Linked DNA regions of Mus musculus: region 2 is linked to region 1. A link is a loop called in an ENCODE intact Hi-C map of the cell type or tissue named here. Cell type or tissue: left cerebral cortex. All regions are shown on one strand. Each heading gives the region's core, and the rest is flanking DNA. Links, peaks and the distances in the headings are about the cores only.

The links. A loop is a pair of places that touch in the nucleus more often than their neighbours do. Peaks named below come from ENCODE experiments on the same cell type or tissue, not always from the same donor. Only the 100,000 strongest peaks of a DNase experiment are listed, where the experiment ranks them.
Region 2: it touches region 1 in a loop (4-fold over the local background); 9 of 42 quality-filtered maps call a loop at or near these places.

What each region holds. Positions count from the first base shown.
Region 1 is chr7:29,358,162-29,368,247 of GRCm38, reverse strand. It overlaps Sipa1l3 (signal-induced proliferation-associated 1 like 3), which reads left to right. Exons shown (of 23, transcript NM_001081028.1): 12 at 1,446-1,697; 13 at 3,940-4,077. Among named protein-coding and RNA genes, the nearest start is that of Dpf1, 55 kb to the right of the region's middle. In left cerebral cortex, for the core only: CTCF peaks have their summits at 1,891 (motif pointing right) and 3,985 (motif pointing right); DNase peaks (open chromatin) are centred at 877, 3,437, 3,996 and 6,522; H3K27ac peaks cover 674 bases.
Region 2 is chr7:29,301,831-29,311,916 of GRCm38, reverse strand. Dpf1 (D4, zinc and double PHD fingers family 1) reads right to left here and starts at 3,916. Exons shown (of 12, transcript NM_001368371.1): 1 at 3,819-3,916; 2 at 2,346-2,506; 3 at 2,165-2,272; 4 at 525-652; 5 at 221-310. The coding sequence starts at 3,847. In left cerebral cortex, for the core only: CTCF peaks have their summits at 5,141 (motif pointing right) and 8,066; DNase peaks (open chromatin) are centred at 5,136, 6,169, 7,283, 8,052 and 4 more places; H3K4me3 peaks cover 5,340 bases; H3K27ac peaks cover 4,660 bases.

The sequences.
Region 1 (10,086 bases), core at 848-8,847:
GAGGGGAGCCTAAAGATGTAGGAGAGGCAGACAGACAGCAGCAGAGCTATGAAGGCAGAGAAGAGGACAGGAAGGACCGAGAGGGGGAGATCAATCAGGAACACGTGGGAACAGAGAGAGGTGGGGGCAGGGGGGGCAGGCAGTCCTTTTTATACACTGCTGCACCTACATCATAACTGGCTGTGGCAGGCGATGGCATAAGCCACCACTAGGTCCCTGGGAGGAGCCTAGCAGAAACGCTTGTAAGCCAACCCCACCCCCACCCCTATAATTTCAGAAGTGTCTCCCAGGTTGCTCTCACTGCTCTGATAGGAACTGCTTAAAGCCTGTGACAATCCTGCACTAGTCACTTTGTCTAGGGTGAGAGGCGTTTCTGATTGGTTGGGTGTGAATCACATGCTCATGCCCAGCATCCAGGGGTGAGATCTGCCTGGCTCAGAGCACATAGCAGTTCTCAGGATATGTGGCCTTCCTCCACCTCCGCCAGCCTGGCCTGTCTGGTGGCTCTGTCAGAGGGTTGTGTCCCTACTGTTCCCTACCCGGTGCCTGGGGGCTCCTGATCCCCCAAACAACCATAAGGACCGCTGAACATCAGCTCTGCCATACGGACAGAAAGGCAGAAAGGTACCCTGCGTAGGGCCTGGGACACGAACATGTCCTCAGGTCCCATGACACGGCTCTGTAGCAGCCATGTCTGAGTGTCTCAGGCCAAAGGACATCGGGATGAGACGCTCTGGACCTGCCTCTCAGAGCTTAGCTCCTGCGATCTAAGAGGTGGATATTTTTTTTTCCTGAGCTCAGCCTCTGTAAGCTCAGGCTCCCTCCCATGCTGCGTGACACACTGTGTGACAGAGGTAGCAGAGCTGCCAGCCCAGCTTGGATGCCCATGCCCCAGGCTGGATCTCTGTACTATGGTGCATGTGCCAGCCAGACACGGGCCTGCTTCTATTTCCAGGGTTCTGGGCTTCATGTGCTTTTCTTTCTTTTTTTTCTTTCTTTCTTTTTTTTTTTTTTTTTAAACCACCTTGCAAAGTAGGTCACCTGCTTCTCTTGCAGCAGTATTTGAAATTCTAGGGAACAAGGCAGAGACTGTCCTTGGATTTTTGAGGACATTGGCTTTTCCGGCCCAAAGTACTGCTTGGGGTATTAGGAGGGGCTGGTCCATTTAAAACACTGGCTGATTAGAAGCCTGGGCCAGAGAAAAGGGAGGGGACGAAGAGAAGCCAAGACCTGGAGGAAAAAGGAGATTCAGGCCTAGCAGTAATAGCCATATGTAAGCTTCATATGGCTATTACTGACCTGAAAGGTACCACTCTGGCTTTAAAATGAATCACCATGGTTTGGAATTGCCCACTGTTACCCAGACAGCCGGACCCTCCCAAGCAGAAAGAAGGCCTGGGTGCTGGTGGGCCCAGACCTTATAAGTAACAAACTTGCTTTTCCAGGGGGTGGCCAGAGACCTATGATATGAATGCTTCGGAACCCAAGACGGAGTCGGAAACCACCACCCCTGGGGGCCGACCCCCCTACCGCAGCAATGCTCCCTGGCAGTGGAGTGGGCCCGCCTCCCACAACTCTCTGCCGGCCACCAAATGGACCACCCCTGCCACTCCCGGCCATGCCCAGTCCCTGAGCCGACTCCCGAAGCAGACACCCGTGGTGCCCTTCCGAGAGTCTCAGCCACTGCACAGCAAGAGGTAAGGACGCCCAGGGCACCACTGCTGTCCAGTGTCCCTCACCCTTCTCTCTCTCTCTCTCTCTATCTCTCTCTCTCCAACCCTTGCTCTTGCCCTTTTTCTTCCCTCAGTCATTTTCCTTTTTTTTTTTTTCTTTTTTTGGATTTTTTTTTAAGATTTATTTTATATATGTGAGTACACTGTTGCTGACTTCAGACACACCAGAAGAGGGCATCAGATCCTATTGCAGATGGTTGTGAGCCACCATGTGGGTGCTGGGAATTGAACCCAAGAACTCTAAAAGAGTACCACTGAGCCATCTCTCCAGCCCTCGTTTTTGGATTTTTGAGACAAAGCTTGTCTGTGTAGCCCTGGCTGTCCTGGAACTCACTCTGCAGACCAGGCAGGCCTCGAACTCAGAGATCGACCTGACTCTGCCTCCGGAGTGCTGGGATTAAAGGTGTGTGCCATGCCTGGCCATTTTCCTTTCTTACCCCTCCGTCTCCATCTGCTCTCCCCTTCATTCCTCCCTTCTCTCCCCACTCCTGGGCTGGCCCAAGGGTCCCAGGACAGGGACAGAAAGTTCTCTATATGAGGTTGGAAAAAGGGTTTTTTCCAGGGCCAACAATAGAACCTGCAGGACTAGCTTCTCGGGCTGGCAGTCAACTCAGGGACTTGGATACTGGTATTTAGTGTATACTGTTTTGTGTCTATGGATACTGAGGGTTGAACCTCTGTCCTTTGGCTGGCTGGGCAAATGCTCTCCCATTGAGTACATCCTCAGCTCACTCTCCTTTCTTTAGAACAGGACCTCCCTATGTTATTCAGTCTGTCCTTAAACTGAAAAACCTCCTGCTCCAGACCTCTCAGAGGCCTGCATTACAGCCCTGGACCACCAGGCCCAGCTGAGATACTCACTTGGATACATTATATATTAAGAGATGAAGCATGCTGGGTATGTGGCCCTCAGCCTTGCCCCCATTCTACCAAAAAAAAAAAAAAATATATATATATATATATATATATATATATACACACACATACATACATACATACATACATACATACATACATACATACAGTCAGGCAAGGCGGTGCACACCTTTAATCCCAACACTTGGGAGGCAGAGACAGCTGGATCTCTGTTGTAAGAATTTTGGAATTTTGGTCTCTTTTTAAAAAACACTATTATAAAACTATGTTTTCATTTTATTCCCAGGTGTGGGATATGGGGCTGCTGCAGACAGTAACTGACTATGATTTGCCTCGTGCTCTAGCAGGGGTGTGATTTTTGCCTGCAGCAGATAGTTTCTGCAGTTGTGTGATATTTGGAATTCTGGGAACTCCAAGTATATAGGCCCCAGGTGGTTGGTGGTTGCAGTTTGTTAAGTAGTTGTGTGCAAAGAAGAAACAACAAAAAGGAGAAATCAGATATCCTGATGGTGAAGTTCAAACTTGGCTGTAGTCAGCAGGAAGTAGTCTAAGGGCCATCCCCTCTCTGCCCCCAGCTTTACTAAGGGGCCTCTTTCCTTTCTTCTGTATCCTTTTTTCTTTCTTATCTAGTGTTAAGGAGTTGAAAGGGTGGGAGAAAGGGATGGAAAAGCATGAAAGAAAGAGAAACCCACAGAGTAACAAAGCCAAGCTACGGATCTCAGTGAGTTCAATGCCAGCCTTGTCGAGGTAGTGGGTTCCTAGCCAGCTAGAGCTACATAGTGAGACTCAGTCTCAGAAATAAGTAAGGGAGCTGGAAAGATGACTCTGTGCTTAAAAAAAGCACTTGTTCTTGCCAAGAATCGGGGCTCAGTTCCCAGTACCCACACGGTGGCTCACACCCATTACAACTCCAGTTCCAAGGGACCTGATGCCCTCTGCAGGCATCGGGCACCCATGTGGTACACATATATACATGCAGGCAAAATGGTCATACACAAATAAAAGTAAATGTATCTAAAAAGGTTTTAATTAAAATATATATATATTTAAATTTTCCTTAGATGAAGGGGCAGAAGAACAGTTTTGTTCCCTGGAAAGGACAGAGAATTGTCCCCAGGGGCCCCTGTCCCAGCTGCAAAGCTGGGTGAGGAGCACAGAGGGAGGGGACAGGACTCTCCTGTCTTCCCTCTTCCTTGCATGTAGATCCAAGGGGGGGTAGGCGCCAGAACCTGGCTGGACTTGAAGGGCAGGTGTGTTGTATACCTCCTCCTCCTCCTCCTCAGGGATGCCTCCTTACCCTGCCTCTGTCCCCTCTCCTGTGTCTTTCCAGGCCTGTCAGTTTCCCAGAAACACCTTTTGCAGCATCACCAGCAGGGGCCGACAGAGTCCCTCCCTACCGACAGCCTTCTGGGAGCTTCTCCACCCCAGGCTCTGCCACCTACGCAAGATACAAGCCTTCTCCTGAAAGGTCAGAGTTTCCCTTTGCTTTTGAAATGATGTCATCTGGTGATTGCTGCTGCAGGTTTTTTTTCTTAGGAAAGGCACCTCACTATCTCATCCACCATGTCATGGGGTTTATGGACCTCCCCCCTCCAAGGTCAGAAAACGACCACCAGGGTATTGGCAATGTCTCCTTAAAATTTAGAACAAAGAAACAGAAGAACAAAAATCAGAGCTAAGCTGCTCCGACAGAAGTTGTCGTTGGCTCTTTGTTTGTTTGTTTGTTTGTTTGTTTGCTTTTTGAGCAAAACCATCCTCTCCCCAGCCTCCTCTTCATCTGTCTCTAGTTCCCACACACTAAAACCAGGCCATCAGTATTATCCAGGTCACATGGTCTTTCCAGTTCCATCCCTCCCCCTTAGAGCCAACTCCAACCTGACAGCATCAGCCATCTTCCCTAAATCTCCATGGCTCTCCGGCACCTTTGGAGCAGACCCAGACTGGACAGTAGCCATTCAAGGCCCCATGAATGTGATCCCAGGTCCTCCTGAGTCCCTGTGTCAGTGGCAGTCCCACCCTGTCCCTGTTCTCATCTTGAATCCTTCTCACCCCTGTGCTCAGTCCGCTCAGCCTCCCAGACTCAGTGACCCCGTGTCTCCTCTGGCACGGCTGGCCCTCAGATCTGCCTCTCGCTGTCCCTGACCAAGGGCCCGGAAATGCCACATACTAGCCCACCAGCCACCTCCTTTCAGGTTTCTATGTAGTCTGTTCGCATGCCCCAGCCTTTTCCTCACTGGAAATCCCTAAGGAGAGGCCAGCCTCCTAACCTGAGCTGTGCTCCTCCTGGAAGCCTGACCCAAGCTCTGCCCCTCAGCTCCCTCTGTGGTCCCTGACGTGACTGTGGCCACAAACAATCTCCATTCTCTTAGCCCAGTTAAGAGAGATTTAAAAAAAAAAGGGTGGGGAAGAGGAGATAGAGGACACAGACAGACAAAGGTCAGTTGCAGGGATATGCCACCTATGATAGAGAGAAGCCAGCTACTTAGGCATAGCACATATCCATATGCACAAGTGAGGAGAGCATGAGTTTGCTCCAAGATTGGCAGCTTGTGGGTCTGTTCCACGTCTCCATCACAGGGCACTGGGGCTGACAAAAGGCAAACCACTTGCTTCTAGCCCAGGGACTAATCCAACCAACCTGAGGTTCTTATACAAGGAGGACTGATCCAAGTACACACTCCTGGACCTAACCCTGGGTTTCTGTCCTTGCTGGTAGGCAGTGCCCTTAGAGCCCCACTCTGCGCCATGTTGGATGCTAAGCCTCTGTAAAGTCAAGGGGGAGAGGAAGCCTCTGAAAACTTCTAGAGGCTGCTGTGCAGCCCTCATTAGCACACATCCCAGGGGCTTCTGGTGTGTAAAGTTCTGAGAGGAATGTCTGGCCTACTCAGTGGCCAGGGCTCCTGTTGCTCCTCCTTGCTTGTGCTGAAGAGAGATCCCACAAGCCACATGGCTGAGGAGCACATCAGCGAGGAGGGGAGCACGGTCCCACTCAGGAGGACCATGCCCGGAAGAGGGCATTTGAACCAGGAGGCATTGATGAAAGTTTGTAACAGAGACGAAGGAGCATGAATGAGCTAAATGGCAGGATGTGAGAGAGGCAAAGAAGATTCTAGAATGTGTAGCTTGCTGGGACAACACCTTGGCCTCTGTAAGGACTGAGACTGCAAATGGCAGCAAAAACAAGAGAAGAGGAGAGGAGAGGAGACGAGACGAGACGAGACGAGACGAGACAAAACCCTAAGAGGCAAAAGCAAGAGGGTCAAAAAGTCACAGCTAACTTGGGATACAGAGTAAGTCCAAGGCCAGCCTGGACAACTTAGTGAGACCATGTCTCAAAAATAAAAAGTAAGGGAACGGTTAAGGAAGGCACTGGCTGCTCTTGCAAAGGACCCAGGCTCCGTTCCTGACACCCACATAGCAGCTCACAAATGTCTGTAACTCCAGTTCCAGGGAACCTGATGCCTCCTCTGACCTCCACGGGCACCAGGCACATGTGTGGTATAAATATATACATGCAGGCAAACACTCATTCATAAAATGAAGTTTAAGGGTTTTGTTATTGTTTTGACTTGGGTTGTTGTTTTTTGTTTTTGTTTTTTAAGAGAAGGTGCAGCTGGTTGATAAAGTCGGTTAACCATCTACCCAAATAAAAAATCTTGGGGAGTTTCTAGGTTTGGGCCATTATAAATATTCCGGCTGTGAACATGTAACATGTATGTTCAAGCATACACATTTCCGCATAGAAATAAGTTTCCACTTGCCTGGGATCAGTGCCCAGCACAGTGGCCTGCCATGTGGTAAGTCCGTTTCCCATTCCCACCCGAGGCATATGCGTACTGCAGTCTCTCCGCGGTCTCACTGCCATGTGGCATTGCCACTGGGTTGGTTTTTTTTTTTTTTTCCTTTTTTCATGTTCACTGTTCTGATGGGTGCATAGTGCTGTCTCATTGCCGCCGTAATTTGCATTGCTCTGACGGCCAACGCTGCTGAGCATCTTGTGTGCTGATCTGCCAGCTACGTATCCTCTCCAGTGATGTGTCTGTCTTCTGCCCATTTTCTGCTTCACTCAGTGCTCTGCAGTGTTCGAGAACTCTTTGTATGAGCGGCCTTCGGTTTTTCTTTTCATCTTCTTCATAGGGTCTTTCTCAAAACAAAACATTTTTTTGATGTCTAAACTATCATTCTTTCTCCTAATATAAATCAAACATTTTCCTGTTAGGCATTTTAAGTCCTTGATTTTCTTACCCATCTCCCCTTCATAGTGGAAACTGAGCCACGCCCCCAGGTCCTCACTGAGGGACTCTAGGCAGGGGCTCTACCACTGAGCCACGCCCCCAGGCCCTCACTGGGGGATTCTAGGCAGGGGCTCTACCACTGAACCACGCCCCCAGGCCCTCACTGGGGGATTCTAGACAGGGGCTCTACCACTGAGCCACGTCCCCAGGCCCTTACTAGGGAATTCTAGGCAGGGGCTCTACCACTGAGCCACGTCCCCAGGCCCTTACTAGGGGATTCTAGACAGGGGCTCCACTCTGCTGCATCTCTGGTCTTTTTTTTTAACTTTTTATTTTGATACAATGTTTCATTAAGTTGCCCATCTGTATCCCAGGCATAGCTTTATATTGAGCTCCTCCTGCCTCAGCCACCCCCCCCACACACACACACACACAAAAACACCTGTGTGGATGCCACTGCACTCAGTGTTCTTAATTGTTTTGGCTTTTGTTTAGGTGAGAGGTCTAGGTCAGGTTTCCTCTTTTGTCAAGAATGTCTGATTGCTCCAGCAATTTATTGGAAAGCCAGCCTTTCTCCTTTGTGTTTGCTACTTAAAGCAAAAATAATGGAGGGACTAGACACATCTGCATGCATCTTTTTTCCAAGTTCTCCAGTCTGGTCCGTGCCATCTGTCTTATGACTGATACAGGCGTCCTCCCAGCAGCTTCAGGACATAAGTTGATAATCCCCATTTGGCAGAAGCAAAAGTGGGGCTCAGCAAAGTGAACCCCTTAGGCTAACATGTCTATGCCAGGAAGCAGTCTGGACAGGAGTCAAGCCTTAGAGTAGCCAGGGGTGACCCAGATCATCTCCTGGTCCAAGAATTGTGAGCTCTTCCAGATCATCACCATGTGGGTGATCCCTGGGGAGACACTGCCCACAGTCACAGTCATGGTCGGCGGGGGAGGGGTCAGCCTCCCTGGGACTTTCTCCTGTGATTCTAGCTCTTCCAAGCCCACACCTCTCTTCTTGGGGTTCCAGTGCCTTAGGCCTGGCCTTTGTGATTCATGGCTCTGCATCCCCTCTCTCTCCCCCTGACTTTGAGCTTGGCCAGGTGTCCCCAGCACACTCAGACCCTAAGCCACCGAGATTTAACTGTCACCCCACTCAGGTTACTTTTACTGTTCCATGAACAAATAACTGACAGGAAGCAGCTTCAGGGGGAAAAGGGTTCCTTTGGCTTACTATTAAGTTGGTACAGTCTGTCCTGGCGAGGAAGGCGTGTTTGCGGTGGGATGAAGAGGTGGAGAAACACGCGCTGGTGCTCAGCTTGCTTGTCTTCTCATTCATATCCATAGCCCCATCCCCTCATCTCGGGGGTTCAGGGAACCCAGGCTGGCTTTGAACTCATCACATAGCCAAGGACACTCACTCCTGAGCTCCTGCCTCAGCCTTCTGAGTGCTGAGGTTACAGGTGCACAGTGTCACACAGGCAGCTGTGGTGTGGGGATCGAGTCCAAACCAAGGCTTGGTGTGTGCAGGCAAGCACCGTGCCTACTGAGCCGCATCCCAGCCCTGAAAACTCCATGTGTTTACGACAGTTCATTTGGTTGGTTGGTTGGTTGGTTGGTTGGTTGGTTGGTTGATTAGGTTTTTGTTTGTTTTTAAAGACAGGGTTTCTCTATGTAGCCCTGGCTGTCCCGGAACTCTCTCTGTAGACAAGGTTGGCCCAGAACTCAGAGAGATCCACTAGCCTCTGCCTCTGCCTCTGCCTCTGCCTCTGCCTCTGCCTCTGCCTCTGCCTCTGCCTCTGCCTCTGCCTCTGCCTCTGCCTCTGCCTCTGCCTCTGCCTCTGCCTCTGCCTCTGCCTCTGCCTCTGCCTCTGCCTCCGCCTCCCAAGTACTGGGATTAAAGGTGTGCACCCACCCCACCCCCCCAGCTACTAGTTTGTGTTTTAAAAATAGAAGAACTTGACATTGCAAGTCCCAGGCTAGCCACAGCTACATACTGAGTCCCTCTCTTTTATTTATAAAAGAAAGTAGTAGTAGAAGGAGGAGGATTTTATAAGAAAGAACCAACAAATGAACACGCTTGGGCGAAGAGACAGCTCAGTGGTTAAGAGCACTGCCTGCTTTTGCAGAGAACCATGGCTCAGTTCACCACAACCACCTACAACTCCATTTCCAAGGGATCCACCACCCTGTTCTGATCTCCACAGGCACTGACCTCAAATGGGTCACATACTTACATTTAGGGAAAACACTTATACACATAAATTAAAAATAAATAATAAATCTCCAGGGGCTGGAGAGATGGCTCAGTAGTGGCAGTGGGTGCTCTGGCTTGGTGGTCAGTGCTCCCCATTCTACCGCCAGTTTCCTCCAGGGCTCGGGGCTTGACCTTGTGGGAAACTGAATAAATGGGTCAGTGCTTCTATGTCCCACCATGGTAGAGTATGTTTCCCTAGGCAGCTGGCCATGTGTGAGGGCAACCAGAGAGGTCAAGGTTGCTTGGAGTTAAGGCTGCTTTGGTAAGCCCCTTAAACCACAGCAAACTGGGCCCTCAGACAAACAGAAGTCAAGGATAGACTCTTAAATTCGACTGTGGTGTTACATGTCTTTAATCCCGGCACTATGGAGACAGAGGCAGGTGGATCTCTGACTCGGAGGCCGGCCTGGTCTACAGAGTGAGTTCCAAAACAGCCAGAACTACACAGAGAAACCCTGTCTCAAAAACAAACAAACAAAACCACAAAAGAATGGACCCTTGGATCCCCTAGTGCTCTGTCTCGATCTTCCTTTGGGAGAACATTAAGGCCTGGGCGGGGTCGTAAGAAGGAGATAGTCTGTCTTTTCTTGACAGGGACAAAGAATTGAGCTTTCAGAAAATGCAGTGTCTGTCGGGAACCTGAACTTAGTCATTAGGGAGGTCTTCACAGGCCCAACTAAGTGTGTCTTGAGGCCGGCAGTGACTAGAGTGTCGAGGGTCTCAGCACATCTCTCCTTCCTGCTGTCCTCTCCTGAGGTGAAGCCTGAGAGGTGAGGAGCATTGCCGTTAGTCACAGAGGCTCAGCTCTCCCTCAGTGTCTGTCTTAGTCAGGGTCTCCACTGCTGTAAAGAGATGCCATGACCAAAGCAGCTCTTATAAAAGACATTGGAGCTGGCTTACTGCTTCTGAGGTTCCGTCCATTATCATGGTATGAAGCATGGCAGCGTCCAGGCAGGCATGAAGCTGGAGGACCTGAAAATTCTACATCTTACCC
Region 2 (10,086 bases), core at 1,463-9,462, 57 kb after region 1:
TTGTAGCAATTCTCCTGCCTCAGCCTCCCAGGTGCTGGGATTACAAGTGTGGGCTACCACACCCAGCTCTGCAAGACAGTTCTGATCCACAAGCTCCATTTTCGAAAAAGTTTATAATCCACTGAGTTTCCATTTCCTCACCCATAAAAATGGGTGCAAAGCCCTCTACTCCTTTACGTGGCTCTGGGGAGGAGGCGGGAGGGAAGCTGCTGGAAGGTACCTTTCCTCTTGCCCTGTTCTTCCTCCTGGGAATGTCTTCCTCCAAGTCTTCTACCTCGAGATCATGCGGAAACTCCAGCAACTGCTGTTTCTGGGCCCAGTAGAAGGGAGATTGGGGGGTCAAGAAGGTGGGGGCACTGATGTGCTGCAGGTAGGGTGGGGGAGCAGGTCAGGGACCCTTCTACAAGCAGAGGTGTTCTGGGAGATCGGGGCCATAGGGTACCCAGAGGCCCTGAGGAGCCGGGCATCTCAGAGCAGGAAGGCATAGTGGTGAGAGCATCTGCAGCCGGGGAGGGGCTCCTTACCTGACAGTCCATGATGGTCTCCTCCTCCTTCAGCTCCACTTTCTTCTCTCCAGTCTCAGCACACAGCAGAGCCTCGAGGACTGGCCCTTCCGGGAGGCCACCCTCCTTCTTCAGAGGTGCCTCACAATCTGGGGACGGGCCACAGGGAAAGTGGTATCAGTTGAAGAGGCTGTGGCCAAAGTGCCCGGGTTGCAGGGGGTGGGGGTGGGGGCATGGTCCTTTCGACAGGGACAGGCTCTCCCACACTGTCCCACACACAGCCAACAATGGACAGAAGGATTCGACTCAAGCCCTGGAAAGAATATCCATACACTGGGAAGGCACAGCCACACCCTCAGCTCTACTAGATAAAGAAGACAGAACCAGACTCCAATACACTGGCAACCCTTAGGAACACTATGGACCCTCATAAATACCTGCATGCATAGTAGAAAGGCAACTAGACCCTCAGATATACCCAAAGAAAGTTAGATAGACATTTGAATAGGATACACACAGACACATAGGCAGGACATGCAGAGAGATGTCCGGCCACACAGGGAACACAGCTGACCTTTGAACACAGCTGGACACACAGAAGAGATAGGATTAAGCCCTTGGATACAGAGATACTCAGAAAGAAATAGCCAGAGCCACAGAGAAATCTAGACCTTCATTAATTAGGAAGACAAAGGTACGCCCTATGGTACACCTGGACACTCACAGACAACCCCGAGGAGAAGCACTCAAATGTGTCCACATGCTTACACAGAGAAACCCAGTCTGACATACAGGGAAAAACACAGCCGGCCAGCTCTCCAGCACCCTTGATACAAGGAGACCTTCACACACACACACATTTGGACAGAGGAAGAGATGAAACCAATGTCTGCCTATCCTGAACACATTGGAAAACTCCAGAAGAAACACCTAACACAGAAAGGCTGTCACAGATGGTACCCCAACAGGATGCCCTGATGGAATCAGATATGCACCCAAAAGAGATAGACAGACACGGACCTACCCCCCCCCCACACACACACACATTTTCCCACACATTTTCTCTCTTGGAAACACCTAGAAAGAAACAGGCACCCTAAAGCACTCAGCAACAAACAAGTCACAAGTAGACGCCCTGAGTGGCTCTCAACCTTCCTAAAAGTGTGACCCTAAATTTAATATAGTTCCTCATGTTGTGTTGACCCCCCCAGCCAGAAAATTATTTCGTTGCTACTTCATAACTGTAATTTTTTTATAGTTATACATCATAAATGTAAATATGTTGTGCATGGTCTCAACCCACAGCTGGAGAACTGTTGCTAACTCTTACAAATACACAGTGAGACAGCCCTCAGCACCCACAGAAAGAAACACAGTCAGACACAGGTGTATCCCAGCTCCCTGGGAAGCACATGCAATCAGCCTTGATACATCTAGACATAGATGACACCATGTCCTCCAAACACCTGCTTGCCATGACCCACATAGCAGGTACAGCTGGCAACTCAGTCACTCAAAGAAAGTAACTCAAGACATCCGGGGACAGATAGTCTGCTGGAGGGACACTCAGGATAATAAAGACGAAGTTCAGCCGGGGAGCAGGGAGGGCTGAAGGCCTTGATTGGGGCCACAGCAGGCGCAGGGGACACAGCTCCACCCACCGATCTTGTACTCGCAGGGCCGGAGCCTGGGGTCCTCCAGGATGTTGAGTCTCCGTTTCTTCCTCCAACAGCGGGCGGGGTAAGTGTAGATCTGTCCCGGGGCCAAACCTGGAGGAGAGAGGCTGTGAAAGTGAGGTCCCCGGACTCAGGCCCCGCCCCACCCCAGCCTCGCGGCGAGTACCAGGCCCGCGGTGGGTCTTCTCCATCCAGATGTAGCAGTTGTTCTGGGCCACTCCGGTCTGCGAGTCGAGGAAAGGCAGGCGCAGGCTGCGCTCGGCACACAGGCGCGCGTTGTAGCTGCGACAGTGCTCGATGGCCTCCCGGTAGAAGTCCTCGCCAAGGCTGTGGGGGCGGGCGAGCAGCGGGCGGGCGGCTGTCAGCAAGGGCTAGTGCAGGGAGGCCCAGCACCCTCCCGCGGCTGCCCGTTCCCACTGCTCCGCAAAGGGCAAGCCGGCCAGGTCCACCTTCACCTCCCCCATCTTCTCCCACCCCTCTGGATCCGGGGGCGGGGCAGGGTGCTGGCAGGGAAGCAGCTACCTAAAACTTGATTATGTCTCGGGTTAAGAAGTGTTCACAGACAATATAAAAACAAACCAAAACATACCGGGACCCATCCACACATGAACGTAGCCAAACACCCAATACAAACAAATCGCACATGGCCACACGGGATTCACACACAAAGAGAAACGTATCCCAATCTTCACAAAGGAGTAGCAAACAAATTCTCTCTGTCACACAGACACACATCTCTTGCAGAACACAAATAATCCAAATCAAAAAAAGCCATAGAACTACCTATGAATGTCATGTATCCAGAGACCCAGATGGTTCCAGAGACAGCTTATCCACAAAGACCCACAACATGGAAACACACCACACAACACTCATCCCAACAGTCACACAATGTCAAAAGATAGGGACCCTATAAACATTTACATATGCGCTTACATATCCATCCAAAGACACTCCAGCCAAACACACAATACAAAGACATCACTGAGATTTTCAAGGGTACACATACACAGAAACCCCAAATTTAAAATGCATCCCCAAATACACAGGTACACGCCTTGGAAACAGAGGGGCAGTCAGGTCTGCTCATGTTCACACAAAAATTTAGACCTATCCTCACACGTCCATATCCAAAGACACAGAACATAAATGGTGCAGATTCGCCAGACATGTGCACACACTTCGAGACCCAAATACTCAGATAGGTAGTGCAGAATAAAAGAAACCCTATACATACCCACACATTCAGCTACAAAGCAAAAAGCAATGTATAAGTCGCTCAACACACTCCACACCCCAAGACAAAGGTAGCGTGGATTCGAGTGTACCCAGGCCCCAGCTTCCCTAGACCATGTACCCTCTCTCAAACCCTGGCATCCCTGGGAGGGGACATGACCCCTTTCCCCTAAAAATCCTTGGAGACCCCTCCCCCACGCCCTCTCCCAGTCCTGGAGCAACGCGTCGGACATCATTCTTGCTAAACACCCTCAGTCACATACACTCGCACCCCCGCACGCGGTGACAGCCCCCTGACACCCCACCAGCCCCACCCCCAGCGGCCACACACATACACACGCGCGCGCGCGGCCGCACAGACCCGCCCGCGCCGACTCCCCCGCCTCGCGCCCACCCGCACCACCTCAGGGGGCTGGGGATGACCGTGGCCATCTTGCTCCCCGGGTCCTGCCCCCAGCAGGTCCCTGCCGGGTCGGTCCTCCCAGCGGTCGGGCGGGCGCTGAGGCCGCCCATCCATTCATTCCCAGGGGGCGGGAGCACGAGGATCTCAGCCAATCAGGATGGCAGGGCGGGCCGCCCAGGCCATGCCGGGAGTGGTAGTCCCTAGCGGGTCCTCCGACCCAGGGGGTGGGGTGGGGGAGGGATGGAGGATCTCGCAGTCGTTCACACACGCTCACTCACACGCACTTCCAGCCCCACGTGCACAGACGCATGCACGCACACACGCGCACATGGCAGCTTACACATAGTCACACTACACTCGCAGACTTCCATTCACCCCACCTTCACGCACAACCGGCCACAGGCGCGCGGGGACCTCGCAGGTGCCCACCCAGCTGTGTCACCAGCACGCCAAACGCCACCTAGCACTCCAAGCTGTAGAGAACCCATCGTGACTGAGAGATGACTCTCGCGGCCACCCCAGTCCACTCCTACGAAGGACTACAGAACTGCCTTCCTTCTTCCTGGCCTCAAATCCTCGCTTGTGGGACTTGGTGCGCATGACTTAAGCTAAGCGTTCTGGGCCTGTCTCAACGGACTGAAGATTACAATAGCAACAGGGTAAGTGACTGTTTTAGGGACAGCATCTTGCTGTTCAGCCCAAACTGGCCATTTTTCCTGTCTCTCCAAGTGCTGAAATTAGTGTGTGACGCCATACCAGGCAAGTGCTGGAATTAGTACCTGGCAGATACCTATAAATTCATTTATTCCACCGAGAAGATATCTACAAAGAGGATCTGATATGTACCAAGGCATAAAGTGGTTGCACTGTTATTAGGAAGAATAAATAGCCTGCCTTAGCAGGTGTTCAACAAATATTTGTTGAGTGAATACTTAACACTCACTATGTGCTTAACACAGCTCTCTCCAGGTTAAACCGGACTATCCTCATTTTCTAGAGAAGGGCTTTGAGATCCTGGGAGGAAACCTTACCTGTTCTCAGCCCCTGGCTGCTGTCTGGATATAGAATTCGTGTGCCTGCACACGTCCCTACAGGATCCTCCTTGCCTCCTTTTCTCTCCCACACTCTACCCTAAGAGATCCCCAGAGAATGAGCTGACCTACTGAATATCACACACACACACACACACACACACACACACACACACGACTCACACTCAGCCCCACCTCTGGGGAATAACTTAGCATTCTGATTAGAGTGGCAGCATAAATTAGCATATCAAGTGTTAATACAAAAAAAATTCTTGTCCAGCAGGGGGCGGTCCACCCATCATAAGTCTCAAGGTTTCCCGCACTTCACACACACAATACACCTCTAGACTGCTATAGCTCCCTTCCACAAATGTCCCCATCCACCCACCCACCCACCCATCTCAGGCGTCCCCCGGCACTGCAGGGTGTCTGATTTACGTCCTGCCCAGGAATAAATAAGGGGTGTGGGTACCCCTCACATAGTATCATCTCCAGACCATGCCATGATACGTCCAGTCTCCAGACCCAGTATTGAGCTCAGAGGGTCCTTGTCACAATCCTCTGCCACCCTCCAGATTCCCAGCACACCAACTTGATTTCGCAGCTCTACCTCAGCCCTTACACTCAGATCCTGTCACCTCTGAAGCCCAGGCTACTACCAGGAAAGGCCCCGGCTCTCTTTCCTTTCCCATCACTGTCACAGACCCTTCCTAGAATGCTCTCCTCAGAACTTGGCCCTCCCAGTCCTCAGTTGCCCAAGCAACGCTCCTGCCCAGGAGCCCAGTGCCCTGTGTGATAATGCTAATTACTCGCTATTTACATCAATACTTTGAGTCGGGCTCTGTGCAGAGAGAGTGCTTGACAGAGACAGGATTTTTAGTGAGGTCCTATGGCTCGGGTATGTCACCCTAGCATTCGACCACAGCCTGTGCCTAGAGAGTTTTTAAGACTCTGTCTTGAAAACAGAACAAAACAAACAAAAACCCACAAGACTAAAAGATGGAGCAGAGCGTGCTGGCACACACTTGTAATCCCAGCACCTCACAGGTGCCAAGGGGAGGTCAGAAACTCCAGGCCAGCCTCCTTGACTTAGTGTCTGAGGCCAGCTTGAGCTGTCCATAACGACTAATTCAACAGTCTCCTCGAGCCTTGCTGCGGACCCCTTCAGGAAATGCAAACTGCTCTGCTGCCCAACCCACACACAGTAACACTGAGGCCCAGAGCGGGCTTCAAGCCAAGTGTGAATCCAGGCAGAGAGAACTGCAGCCAGCGCCAATGGACTCTTCTTCCCAGGGGGATTTGGCTCTAGCCCTGGCCTGGAGTTCCTGTGTAGACCAGACCAGCAGACATTCTCCTGCATCTGAGATTAAAGGCGTGGGCCACCACGACCTGTGGCTCTGGCACTCCTGAGGAGCAAGTGTGTCCTCACTTCCAGCCCAATAGACAGACCCTTTGGAGGGTACCCTGAAGAGATTGGCTGCCCCCTCTACTCCTGCAGAGGGCACACCACACACACTTCCTCCAACGTGTCTGCAGACCCACCAACGCAGATTGGAACTCCAATCTTCACTGATTTCAGGGTATCCCTCCAAAAGGCAGACCTCTGTGTGTGTGGCTTTGAATGAGAGGCAAGCATAGCATATTATCATTACTCTCCCCTTCACACTGACCCAGGCAGCAGACAGTCCCCCATGCTCCACTGTAAATCCCTGGCCCCTAACTCTAACCCACCCCCCATACCAGAAACCAGAAGCAACTGGGGAGGGGCTTTGGTCCAAATAACCCTTCTGTGGGTGGATGGGGGTTGGGGACGCACACCCCTTGCCATCCCAAAGCTCCAGGCTCAAGGTCAAGTCCGTGAGTGCAGGGGGTGGGGAAAGGGGGAGGTAGCCCCGGCCCCTTTGTGCGGCGCCGCGGGCGCTCGCCCTCCGCCTCCTCTGCCGGGCCGGGAGCGGGGGAGGGGAGTGCCGCTCTCCTGCAGGGAGAGAGGGCGGGAGCGGCCACGCTCCTGTCACTCGGAGCCGGCTGTCACCGCCTGGGAAAGGGGATGGGGGGGTGGGGGATAGAGAGCGCAGGGACCCGGGAGTCCGGGATCCCGAGAAAGGACAGAGAGAGGGAGATATAAAGAGGTGAAGCTGACATCGGGTGGCAAAAAGCTAGGAGGGACCGGGAGGGGCTAGCCTCGGACCCCGGCGGCCGGGTGTCCAGTCACCCGGCCGAGCAGGCAGCCAGCGCTCTGAGGAGAGTAGAGCACAAACCCAAAGGGAGGGAATTCCCGGAGAGGGAGGGCGCTCCCAGCACCGGCTCCAGAGGCACCGGTCCCCAAGGGGATGGGAGGTGCTCGCGTTAGATGGGTATGGGCGGGGAGAAGGAGGAATACAGTGGTCCAAGCCGACCGAGACATCGGGACTTCTAGGTCTGGGAGACCCGAGAGCAAAGAGAGGAGACAGTAAGGACTCAAATGGGGATGGCCTTAGCTTCCACTCTGCAGCCACGGGGTTCCCGGAGAAAGACCCGACAAGAGGATGCTGCTTTGATGAGGGGGAATGGGGTGAGATGCGTGAGGCTCCTGGTCTGTACTTAAAGGTTGGTACCTCCCACCCACCCGGGGAAGTCGGGCACCCCAAAGACTCCGAGGAGCAGAGATGAGTAGGCGAGTGAAGCCCCTACCCCCACTCTGGGTGGGGACACGGCCTCCACCACCCCCTAGCCCGCGGCACATTCCTTCACTGACAGCGACAAAGAAGAGGCGCCCCGGTGATCCAGAAGGGCTCCGGTACCTAACCCCAGGGGCAATAGGGGGTGGAGGGTCAGCAGGGGAGTGAGACGCAAGGGGGTCCTCAAGTACCATTTATACCATCCACGCGCTGCGTCCCCCAACCCGGCCCGGGGGAGTGCGGTGGGGAGGACCCGCTCCTGAGGGAGGGGTTTCGGACTTGGGGAAGGGACACTCACGACTTGAGCGGGTTCTGAATGGCGGTGGCCATGGCCCGCTCGGCTGGGCCGCCTCCGGCCCGGGGCGCCGCTGCTGCTGCCGCTGAGCGCGGGCCCAGCCCGGCCTGCGCCGCCCGCTCTGCCGCCCAGCGCGCTACGATTTCATTCATTCTTGGGGCTGCGGCGCGAGCGAAGCGGGGCGGGCCGGGGGCGTGGCTCAGCCAATCCCCGCGCCTCCCGGCGCACGACGGGACCTGGAGTCTAGGGGCGCGCGGCGGCGCCCGAGGGCGCCCCTGTAGGGACTACACGTCCCAGGGGCCGTTGGGAGTATGGCGTACTCATTGGTTGCTGGGGATACAGGGCGGGACTGGGCTTCCTACTAACGCATCCTTCCCACTCTGGGGATGCCTGGGTCCCAGCTGGGGCTTCTTCCACCAGCTAGTCCCTTACCGCCACCACCCCAAGGGATGTGGATGACCCACAGGGTGTAAGGAGTATTTATATTTTCTGTCCCTACTTATCTGAGTGGCTCTAACTTGTAAAGCTGTCCCAGAACAGAAGGGTTGAATCAATGTCTTTGTCCATTGACATAGCAACTATGGGCGGGCACTCTCCTTGGCACTGGGGACACAGCAATGACAAAGTCGCTGCTCTTCTCAAGGAGTTCACATTCTAGCAATTAAGAGCGCCTCTTGTTCTTCCAAAGGACCCAGGTTGGGTTCCCAGCACCCACATTGAGCTGTCCACATTCTCCTGAAAACTCCAGCTCCAGGGACCTGACATCCTCTTCTGGTCTCTGTGAGCACCAGACACGCACAAGGTGCGAAAACACTAATGCAGAGGAAATAAGTCTAAAACCAAATCTTAAAAATAAAAGGTACAGCCGGGCGTGGTGGCGCACGCCTTTAATCCCAGCACTTGGGAGGCAGAGACAGGCGAATTTCTGAGTTCGAGACTGGCCTGGTCTACAAAGTGAGTTCCAGGACAGTCAGGGCTACACAGAGAAACCCTGTCTCGAAAAACCAAAATAAATAAAAGTTACCGTAGGTGTATGAAAAAAAAAAAAAAAAGAGGCAAGTTTGGAGTGAGCAAGGATGCAAGTGGTATGAGCTCTTACCGATCACTGCAGAGAAAGCAGCGTGTTCTGAGAAGGTTCATCCTCCGTGCCCTTCTTCCTTAGTGCACGCCACACCCATCACCAAATCCCATTACCCAAATGTCAGAGAACAGCTAACAAGACTCCCCACCCACTGTGTGGGGCCTGGGATAAGCTCAGGGCTCATGATTGGCTTGCCAGTTCACCTGTTGTACTTTTTTTTTTTAATATTTAATGTATTTCTTTTGTATGCACGTGTGAATGTGGTGTGCTCAGTCAGCACTCCTGCTGTGTCTGCGGCCCTTGAGTGGAAGTGAGAGAGGGACAGCACACACGGGAGGGGGCACTCTCCAACAGTGTGAGTCCCAGAGACAAGGTTGCTAGGAAATGCTCTTCTCCACTGAGCCATCTGACTAGCTGGCTTCTTACTTTTTATTTGACAAAGGGTCTCTCACTGAGTTGACCATGTTGATCTTGAGCTAATAATACATCTTCTTCTGAATCTTTATACCTATACTATATATACAGTTAATCAGTTAATCCATTGTCTGCCTGCCCTCATTAGAACACTGGTGCTCAGTGGCAGTGGCGTGTGCCTTTAATCCCAGCATTTGGGAAGCAAAAGGCGGGCAGATCTCTGAGTCTACAGAGTGAGTTCCAGGACAGCCGAAGCTACACACACAGAAGGAAGGAAGGAAGGAAGGAAGGAAGGAAGGAAGGAAGGAAGGAAGGAAGGAAGGAAGGAAGAAAGGAAGAAAGGAAGAAAGAAAGGAGAAAGAATGCTGGCTCCAAAGGTTTGTGGTTTCATTCATAGCTCTGTCCTCACTGCCTGAATAAATGAATAAAATTCCAAATTAGTCTTGTGCTCCACTCCTCTGTCCCGTGTGCATTTCTGAGGACAAATCCAGCAGGCAGAAAAGTAGTAAGGTGGCCAGCTGTGCTGTCACACACCTGGGGCAGCCTAAGTTGGGGGCAGGTTCAGGCTGCTGTATTAGGGACTTCACCCAGTGGCTAGTCCCAGGCTGTAGCCTCAGGGCAGAGAGAAGTGAAAGGTTAGTAGGGGTCTGGTCAGGGTGATCTTAGCTCTCCAGAGGCTGAGGCAGGAGGATCAGGAATTCAAGGCCGGCTTTGGTTGCATAGCAAGCTGGAAGGTGCAGAATATGAGTAAGTATATTTATCCCAGAGTTCTATGGGACCTCCCTAAGGA